Linked DNA regions of Homo sapiens: region 2 is linked to region 1. The links are chromatin loops, found by intact Hi-C in ENCODE. Cell type or tissue: endothelial cell of umbilical vein. All regions are shown on one strand.

Evidence for each region. A loop is a pair of places that touch in the nucleus more often than their neighbours do. Peaks named below come from ENCODE experiments on the same cell type or tissue, not always from the same donor. Only the 100,000 strongest peaks of a DNase experiment are listed, where the experiment ranks them.
Region 2: it touches region 1 in a loop (13-fold over the local background); 2 of 110 quality-filtered maps call a loop at or near these places.

The regions. Positions count from the first base shown.
Region 1 is chr9:128,815,933-128,820,932 of GRCh38, reverse strand. It overlaps ENDOG (endonuclease G), which reads right to left and starts at 2,433. Exons shown (of 3, transcript NM_004435.2): 1 at 1,748-2,433; 2 at 85-194. The coding sequence starts at 2,248. It overlaps KYAT1-SPOUT1 (KYAT1-SPOUT1 readthrough), which reads left to right. Exons shown (of 25, transcript NR_182311.1): 25 at 1-1,282. SPOUT1 (SPOUT domain containing methyltransferase 1) reads left to right here. Exons shown (of 12, transcript NM_016390.4): 12 at 1-1,282. RefSeq lists enhancers at 1,430-1,519, 1,470-2,035 and a silencer at 2,140-2,199. In endothelial cell of umbilical vein, a CTCF peak has its summit at 2,537 (motif pointing left); a DNase peak (open chromatin) is centred at 2,542; H3K4me3 peaks cover 1,340 bases.
Region 2 is chr9:128,925,303-128,930,302 of GRCh38, reverse strand. PHYHD1 (phytanoyl-CoA dioxygenase domain containing 1) reads right to left here. Exons shown (of 13, transcript NM_001100876.2): 4 at 3,107-3,265. Among named protein-coding and RNA genes, the nearest start is that of PHYHD1, 6.8 kb to the right of the region's middle. In endothelial cell of umbilical vein, a CTCF peak has its summit at 2,186 (motif pointing right); a DNase peak (open chromatin) is centred at 2,202.

The DNA.
Region 1 (5,000 bases):
CCTGGGGCAAGCCTGGCCCTGTGAGTGGCAGTAGGGGCCTCAGGTGAGTGGGAGGTTCTGCCGCCCCCCTGGTTTCCACCTTACCTGGGCAGGAAGAGTGGCCCTGTGCAGACATAGACGTTTTGGTAGCTGCGGGTCAAGCTGCGGCTATATTTCTCCAGGTTGTTCCAGGCATTCTGGTTGAGGTGGGGCACCTGGTAGGAGAGATAGGGCTTAGCAGGACTGTGGCTGGGACCCTTCCTCCTCTATCAGAGGGCCGCCCCAGGTCCTGAGGGGATGGACAGGCTCAGAGATATCCAGTGAGACAAGCGGGGGGAAACTGAGGCTCAAGGAATGAAAGTCACTCCCTGAAACCCAGGGCTGATAGAGTGCTAGCCACCACCCTCTGTCCCTCCCACAGCCCAGGTGTCAAAGTCTTTTCTCAGCTCCCAAGAGTCGAATGAAGGAAGAGCCTGTCTCCACCTTTCAGAGAGGACTGAGGCCTGTCCCCAGCCCCACCCAGGGTCTCCTGGGAAGACCAGCCCTTCCAACTACCAACCCGTTCCTTTTCCCAGTCTGAGCCACAGGAAGAGCCTAGCGGGGAATGCCATGAATCGACCTCCATCCTGAGCTCTCCAGGCCTGGGACAATGGAAAGTGGATAGGGGGCTGTCTTCCCAGAAGGAAGCTGGGTCAGAGGTTGGTGCCCCATGGGCTCCACCCAGAGCCCCATGGCAGTCTCCATCCATTGGTGCCAGGACCTGCTGGGAACAGGCTGAGAGGGTGGTTGGCCCAGTGCACAGTGCCTGGCACTAACAACCTGATCGTGGGCCAGGTGTCTGCCTCGAAACTGCCTGAAGGCAGGCAGGGTAGGACAATGTCTGGAGGCTCACGGTTTTATAGACTAGGGGTCCCCAACCCCTGGGCTACAGACCGGTACCAGAACCGGGCCACACAGCAGGAGGTGAGCAGCAGGCGAGCAAGGGAAGCTTCATCTGTATTTACAGCCACCCCCCCATTGATCCCACAGCAGCCTGAGCTCCGCCTCCTGTCAGATCAGTGGCGGCTGGAGATTGTCATAGGAGCTGGAACCCTATGGTGAACTGCGCATGTGAGGAGGTTGCGCGCTTCTTTTGAAAACCTAATGCCTGATCTGTCGTTGTTGCCCATCACCTCCAGATAGGACTGTCTAGTTGCAGGAAAACAAGCTCAGGGCTCCCACGGATCCTACATTACTGTGAGTTGTATATTTCACTATATGTTACAATGTAATAATAATAGAAATAAAATGTACATAAATGTAACGCACTTGAATTATCCTGAAACCCGCCCTCACCCACCAAGCCGTGGAAAAACTGTCTTCCACGAAACCGCACCCTGGTGCCCAATAGGTTGGGCGCTGCGGTTCTACAACAGACAGCCTTCTTCTGCTGTGTGACACTGTGCCCGTCACTTTGCCTCTGTGAGCCTCAGCGCCTCATCACTACCGCAGGAGGAAGGTGAATAACGGTATTATCCCCATTTTTTTGACGAGGAAAGCGACGCTCAGGGAGGTGCCCAGGGTTCGCAGTTGAAGCTCAAGCCCTGGTCGGCCTGCAGACCCTGTGCCTGGAGCCCAGTGCTCCTCCCTCCCGCCACGGGATGTCACTGCGATGCCTGACCGGGGGCGCGTTGGGCAGCTGCCCCGTTCTGCAGAAGAACAAACCGAGGCCCCGCGAGGCCAGGCGCCGGCCCCGCATTCCGCGACCGGCCCGGGGCGCGGGCGCTACCTGGGGCGCGACGTTGCTCAGGTAGAACGTGTCGTCCATGGCCTTCTGGCTCCAGCGGTGGTTGGCGGCGGCGGCCAGGTGACCGCGGTCGAAGCCACTGCCGCGGTAGTCGGCGTTGGTGGCACGGTGGTACGCGTGCACCGAGTCGTCCTCGCGGAAGTCGCACTCGCGCCGGTCGCCGTCGCCGCGGAGACGCTCGGGTCGCAGCTGCTCCACCACCCAGAGCGCGCCGCGGGTGCGCGGGTCGTAGCACAGCACGTACGACTCGCGGCTCTTGAGCTGCGCCAGCCCCGGCAGCCCGTACTTGGCCAGCTCGCCCGGGCCGCGGGGTCCCCCGGGCACAGGGGGCAACTCGGCTGCCGCCGCCACGGGCAGCACGGGCAGCCGGCCCAGCAGTCCCGGCGCCGCCCGCGCGTCCTCCCGCCGCCGCCGCCAGCCCTCGACGACCGCACCCAGCCCCGCGCCCGACGCCAGGGTCAGGCCGGCCCGCAGCGCCCGCATGGCCGGGGAGCGACCTAGCGGCGGGCGACCCGCGAGGCTCTTAAAGGAGCCGCGTCGCGGGATCCAACGAGGGCACAGGGCTGCTGGGGCCGCGGACGATAGCGTGACCTCCCTTCCACTCACAAACACTGCCAAGGGCTTGGGCCTCGGAACCCAGAAGGGAGCAGCAGAGCCCAACCGGGTGTCCCCGGCGTCCTTTCTTTGCGCATTTAAGACGCCGGTATGAGGGGCGTGGCATCGTCGCCTCAGCTCGCGATTGGCCACCATCAGGCCTGGCTCCGCACCCGCCTCGCAGGCCCCCTGCTGGTCGTGGGGTGGGAGACACTCTCTCCTCTGCGCCTGCGCAGGGAGCTCCTGCTTAATACGCTCCGCGGAAGGGTCAAGCACTGTCGAAAGCTTTTACTGTCACTGCTTAGTCTCACCCTCTACACCGCTCGGAGAGTGAGCTCCTAGTTCGCAGAGCAGGCACAGGGCCCCAGGTATATCTGGCCCTAGGCTATCCTCCATGACACCATAAAATAAGCCCCGCAATTCTACCAGATTGGCAAAGGTTTCTTTTTTTTTTTTTTTTTTTTTGAGACGGAGTTTCGCTCTGGTCGCCCAGACTCGAGTGCAATGGCGTGATCTCGGCTCACTGCAACCTCCGCCTCACAGGTTCAAGCGATTCTCCTGCTTCAGCCTCCCAAGTAGCTGGGATTACAGGCATGCGCCACCACGCCCGGCTAATTTTGTATCTTTAGTAGAGACAGGGTTTCTCCATGTTGGTCAGGCTGGTCTCAAACTCCCGACCTCAGGCGATCCGCCGGCCTCGGCCTCCCAAAGTGTTGGCATTACAGGCGTGAGCCACCGCGCCCGGCCCAGATTGGCAAAGATTTTAATTAACAGCAGTTTGAGGACAAGGATGCAGACGGCTGATGCTGGCTGCTGGCTGGAACAGAAACCTGGGGCGAATATTCCAAAAAACAGCTTGACAGTACAGTACAAGCGAAGCCTTAAAAAGGTTCATACCGTTCAACCCACGCAGAGGGCTGAGCTGGGGAAATCTCGGGAATGCAAGGATCTCGAACGCAAATATTCACCAGAGTATTACACTGCCGGCAGGAATAAGCAAAATATTCAGAAATATGGACTGGTTAAGGACTTTTATTTTTTGAGACGGAGTCTCACTCTATTGCCCAGGCTGGAGTGCAATGGCGTGATCTCCGCGCAGTGGAACCTCTGCCTCCCAGGTTCAAGTGATTCTCCTGCCTCAGCCTCTGAAGTAGCTGGGATTACAGGCGCGCACCACCAGGCCCAGCTAATTTTTTTTTTTTTTTGAGACGGAGTCTCGCTCTGTCGCCCAGGCTCACTGCAACCTCCGCCTCCTTGGTTCAAGCGATTCTCGTGCCTCGGCCTCCTGAGTAGCTGGGACTACAGGCGCGCGCCACCACGCCCAGCTAATTTTTGTACTTTTAGTAAAGAATGGGTTTCACCATGTTGGCCAGGCTGGTCTCGAACTAACTCCTGACCTTGTGATCCACCCACCTTGGCCTCCCAAAGTGCTGGGGTTATAGACATGGGCCACCCAACCCAGCCACTCTTAGCATTTTTTTTTCCTTTAAGGAAAATAAGGTCTTGTGCTGTCACCCACACGGAGTGCAGTGGCAAGATCACAGTTCACTGCAGCCTTGACCTCCTGGGCTCAAGCCATCCTCCTGCCTCACCCTCCCGAGTAGCTAGGACCACAGACACATATCATGATGCCTGGCTAACTTTTAAATTTTTTATAGAGATGGGGCCTCGCTATGTTGTCCAGGCTGGTCTTGAACTCCTGGCCTCCAGTGATCCTCCTGCCTTGGCCTCCCAAAGTTACAGGCATGAGCCACTAAGCCCTCCTGAGGTCAGTAGTTTGAGACCAGCCTGGCCAACATGGCGAAACCCTGTCTCTACTAAAAATACAAAAATTAGCTGGGCATAGTGGACCGTGCCTGTAATCCCACCTACTGGGGGACTGAGGCAAGAGGATTGCTTGAACCTGGAGGGCGGAGGTTGCAGTGAGCCGAGATCATGCCACTGCACTCCAGCCTGGGCAACAGAGTGAGACTCTGCTTCAAAAAAAAATATGGGACAGGGTCTTGCTTTGTTGCCCAGGCTGTTCTTGACCTCCTGGGATCAAGTGATCTGTGGGCCTCAGCCTCCTGAGTAAATGGGACTACAGGCTATGGTGTATCACCATACCCAGCTACTTTCAGCAATTTTGAAATATACATTAACTATAGTGACCATGCTGTAGTTTGTGTTTTTTTTTTTTGGAGACAGAGTTTTGCTCTTGTTGCCCAGGCTGGGGTGCAATGGCGTGATCTCGGCTCACCACAACCTCTGCCTCCCAGGTTCAAGTGATTCTCCTGCCTCAGCCTCCCGAGTAGCTGGGATTACAGGCATGTGTCACCATCCCCAGCTAATTTTTTGTATTTTTAGTAGAGACAGGGTTTCTCCATGCTGGTCAGGCTGGTCTCGAACTCCCGACCTCAGATGATCCACCCACCTCAGTCTCCCAAAGTGCTGGGATTACAGGTGTGAGCCATCGCACCTGGCCATACCATGCTATAGTTCTAAAAAAAAAACATTCCTGGGCCGGGTATGGTGGCTTAGGCCTGTAATCATAGCCCTTTTGGAGGCCAAGGTGGGAGGATTGCTTGAACCAAGGAGTTCAAGACCAGCCTGGGCAACATAGTAAGACCCCCGTCTCAAATTAAAAAAAAAAAAATCCTCC
Region 2 (5,000 bases), 110 kb before region 1:
TGCCTAATTTTTTTTTTTTTTTTGAGACAGGGTTTCACTCTGTCCCCCAGGCTGGAGTCCAGTGGCGCAATCTTGGCTCACTGCAACCTCCATCTCCTGGGTTCAAGCTATCCTCCTGTCTCAGCCTCCCAAGTAGCCAGGATTACACACGTGCATCACCACTCTCAACTAATTTTCTTGGATTTTTGGTAGAGATGGGGTTTTGCCATGTTGCTCAGGCTGGTGTTGAACTCCTGGGCTCAAATGATCTGCCTGCCTTGGCCTCCCAAAGTGCTGGGATTACGGGTATGAGCCACCATGCCCGGCCACGACTAATTTTTTTTTTTTTTGTATTTTTTGTAGAGACAGGGTTTCACCATGTTGCCCAGGCTGGTCTCAAACTCCTGAGCTCAAGTGATTTGTCCACTGCCTTGGCCTTGCAAAGTGCTAGGATTATAGGCTTGAGCCACCATGCCTGGATGGTAAAAATATTAAAGGTAATGATGCTAAGCATATGTCAAATATTTTACTGAATTCGTTATTTCATGAGGGAACCAGTAAGATGTTACAACTGGTTCAAAGGAGAATTCCAAGAATTACACACACACGTATGTAGATACTAAGGAAACTGAAATGAATTTTTTTTTTTTTGAGATAGAATCTCGCTCTGTCACCCAGGCTGGAGTGCAGTGGCACAATCTCAGCTCACTGCAAACTCTCCCTTCAGGGTTCAGGCGATTCTCCTGCCTCAGCCACCCAAGTAGCTGGGACCGCCGGCGCCTGCCACCATGCCCAGCTAATTTTTGTATTTTTGGTAGAGACCGGGTTTCACCATGTTCCCTAGGCTAGTCTTGAACCCTTGACCTCCAGCGATCTGCCTGTTTCAGCCTCCCAAAGTGCTGGGATTACAGGTATAAGCCACCACTCCTGGCCCTTGAAATGAATTTAGAGATAGATGCAAACTGTTTTTTGTTTTGTTTTGTTTTTTTGAGACAGGGTCTTTCTTTATCACCCACCCAGACTGGAGTGCAGTGGCATGATTATAGCTCACTGCAGCCTCAACCTCCTGGCCCCAAGTGATCCTTCTGCCTCAGCCTCCCATGTAGCTGGGACCACAGGCATATACCACCATGCCCAGCTAATTTAAAAAAATTTTTTTGTAGAGACAGGTCTCACTTTGTTGACCAGGCTGTTTGCGAATTCCTGGGCTCAAGCGATCCTCCCTGCTTGGCCTCCCAAACTGCTGGGATTACAGGCATGAGCCACCACACCCAGCTGCCCAACTGTTCTATCCACAGGGCAATAATTGCATTCCCCAGGACCCAGTTCATGGTAACGTGATTGGAACAGAGTGGTACTGACCCCCTACTTGGACAAGTATCATGTGCATTATTATCAGTTTTATCCAACTTACAGTGTTGTAAAATAACTCAAACAAGGAAAGCTGGAGGTAACCCAAGAAAATGAAACAGGACGCCCACTGATCTTTTTTTTTCTCACAGTATCAAGAGTGAATATTGAGGATGTTACTGAGTGCTGGGCACCATGCCAAGCTCTTTTCTTTGCATGCATTATAAACCAAGATATATCAGTTTTTTGTTTTTGTTTTTGTTTTTTTTTGAGACAGGATTCTTGCTCTGTTGCCCAGGCTGGAGTGCAGTGGCATGATCTTGGCCCACTGCAACCTCCACTTCCTGGGTTCAAGCGATTCTCCTGTCTCAGCCTCCCAAGTAGCTGGGATTACAGGTATGCATCACCTGGCCCAGCTAATTTTTGTATTTTTAGTAGAAACAGGGTTTCACCATGTTGGCCAGGCTAGTCTCAAACTCCTGACCTCAGATGATCCACCCACCTCGGCCTCCCAAAGTGCTGGGATTACAGGCGTGAGTCACTGCGCCCGGCCAATATATCAGCTTTATTCTCACTTTCTTCCCACCCCACAACCCATTAGTCTCTGAAGGCAGCTTGGAGGGCACAGGATTCGGCCCTTCTTACTCCTAGGAACCCTTGAGTGGCCTGCCTGTCTCTGGCTGCAGGAGCTGTCTCTGCTTCCCCCAGTATCCCCCCGAATGGAAGGCAGCTGTGCAGCAAATGAGACCAGCTTTTTGGAAGAAACTGTCATTCCTTAACTGGTTCTTTTTCCTTCTCAAGACCCCATTCTTCCCATTCCCTGGGATGGCTTCCGGCTGTTGTATTTCTGCTAATGCCCACCAGATGGCAGGTGCTCCTCGGCGTGAGTGCCAGGATCTCACCTGGCCCAGGCGCAAGCAGGCTCATAATAAACTCTGACTAGGAAGGGTCAAGAGAACGGTGTGGGAGACCCCAGAGTCTTCAATTTACCCATTGCAAACTGTACTGGGTCCTATCATGTGACCTATTCGGTCACTGGGGGGAGAAAATCTGAGTTCCTAGTCTCATGGGGGATAGTTACACAGGTGGGGGTCATCCAGACCACTGTGCTCATTCCAGGTGGCTGGCCACAAAGTGGCCTTCGGTGACCAGAGAACAGCCGGAAAACAGAAAGTAAAGCCAAGCTGGGAACAGCAGGGACTTGGTATCAGACAGATCTGGGTTGAAATCCTGACTCTGTCCACTACTAACTGTGTGGCTTGGGGCAAGTGATCTGAACCTAATTTTCCCCAACTGTCTAATGGGGGGATAATAATAGCCTGTAATTTCAGCACTTTGGGAGACTGAGGCTGGTGGATCACCTGGAGATCAGGAGTTCAAGACCAGCCTGACCAACATGATGAAACCCTGTCTCTACTAAAAATACAAAAATTAGCCGGGCCTGGTGGCGCATGCCTGTAAGTGCAGCTACTCAGGAGGCTGAGGCAGGAGAATCACTTGAACCCGGGAGGCGGAGGTTGCAGTGAGCTGAGATCGCGCCACTGAATTCCAGACTGAGCAACAGAGTGAGATTCTGTTTTAAAAGAAAAAAGAAAAAAAAAAAGGACAATAAAGCCTACTTGATAACTTCCCAGTGAGGAGCGAGGGAAAGGTGTGTAAGGGGCTTGGCCTGACACCCTGGAGCCTTGGGATCCTCCCTTCCACGATGCTGCTCTGGCCGGGGACCAAGCCCTCCCTCAAAAGCCACATCCCATCCTCATGTGCCCCAGACACCTACCTGGGCTCGAAGCTGCTCCTCTTCCTGGGTGGAGAATTCTGTGCGGCAGTGGAGAGGAACATCCATTTCAGCCACTATCTCGCCAATCCTTTGTTGCATGGCCACACACTCTTCCGCAGACAAGAATCCTTCCAGCACCAGGAATCCATCCTGTTGGAACTGCAGGCAGGCTTGAGACTCAGGCTTCCCCAGTCTGCAAATGCTCCTGTCTGACCCTTCCCTCAACCTTGCAGCTGTGTGAAGGTGGGACCAGGTATCTTGTTTGCTGCCCTGTCCCCAACCCCAGGCATGGAGTCTGGCACCCAGCAAAGAGCAATCAATATTGGCTGCTTGAATGGAAGAACAAGTAGTGAGGCCGGGTGCAGTGGCTCATGCCTCTAATCCCAGCACTTTGAGAGGCTGAGGCGGGCAATAACTTGAGGTCATGAGTTTGAGACCATCCTGGCTGGTCTCAAACCAGCCAGGGCATGGTTAGCTGGGCATGGTGGTGCATGCCTGTAGTCCCAGCTACTTGGGAGGCTGAGGCAGGAGAATCACTTGAACCCAGGAGGCGGAGGTTGCAGTGAGCCGAGATCTCACCACTGCACTCCAGCCTGAGCAACAGATGAGACTCCACCTCGAAAAAAAAAAAAAAAAAAGAAAGAAAAAGAAAAAGGAAGCTGGGCACAGTGGCTCACGCCTGTAATCCCAGCACTTTGGGAGGATCACTTAAGGTCGGGAGTTCCAGACCAGCCTGACCAACATGGTGAAACCCCATCTCTACTAAAAATACAAAAACTTGGCCAGGTGTGGTGGCGCATGCCTGTGTAATCCCAGCTCCTCGGGAGGCTGAGGCAGGAGAATAGCTTGGAGGCAGGAGAATAGCTTGAACCCAGGAGGTGGAGGTTGCAGTGAGCCGAGATCATGCCATTGCATTCCAGCCTGGGCAACAAAAGCGAAACTCCGTCTCAAAAAAAGAAAAGAAAAAGGAGCGGCAAGGGAAAGTTGTCCCTGCCCTTCCCCTCCAGGCTTGGGTCACCTGGAAACACAACCTTATTCATGTATTCAGCCAATATTGATTGAGCATCTACTGTGTCTGAGACACGGTTTTAGGAGCTAAAAGTATGGCTATAAGCAAGCCAGCCATGATGCCTGCCCTCATGGTGTCTACAGTCTAGTGAAAGAGACCGGCATTACACTAACCACACAGGTAAATTTACTGTCACAAACTTCGTGCCAGAGAGAGAGGATGAGTGTGAGTGCTGAAGGCAGAAGCAGCTAGCGTAAGCTGGCTGGGAAGGAGAAGGGTCTGGGAGCAGCAGCGCTGAGGGAGTGACATTTCAAGAGGGGACCAGCAGGATAAGGGAAGGGCATTCCAGACAGAGGGAGCAGGATATGGGAAGCCCCTGAATTTGGGAGGAACATAAGGAATTGGGAATGGATAGGGCAGAGTGAGGGGAGGGGTGGAAGAGGAGGCAGGAGGGTGGCAGGGGCTGGGCCAGGCTGGGAGCTATATTCTATCCTGAGCGCAGTGGCAGCCAGGGAGGGGAAGTAGATGGCTTCTTCTGATTTGCCTCTGGTCCTCTTATTCTGAGGCTCTTGAGAGAGAAAGGGAGGGAATGAATATCTGCACATTTGCCTGCAGAGCGTTACCAAGTTTTAGCCCCAACAGGGACACTGAAAGTCACCTACTGCTGGGCATGGTGGCTCACACCTATAATCCCAACAGTTTGGGAAGTCAAGCTGGGTGGATTGCTTGAGGTCAGGAGTCGGAGACTAGCCTGGCCAGCAAGGTGAAACCCTGTCTCTACTAAAAATACAAAAATTAGCCAGGTGCGGTGGCGGGCACCTGTAATCCCAGCTACTCGGGAGGCTGAGGCAGGAGAATCATTTGAACTCAGCAAGCAGAAGTTGC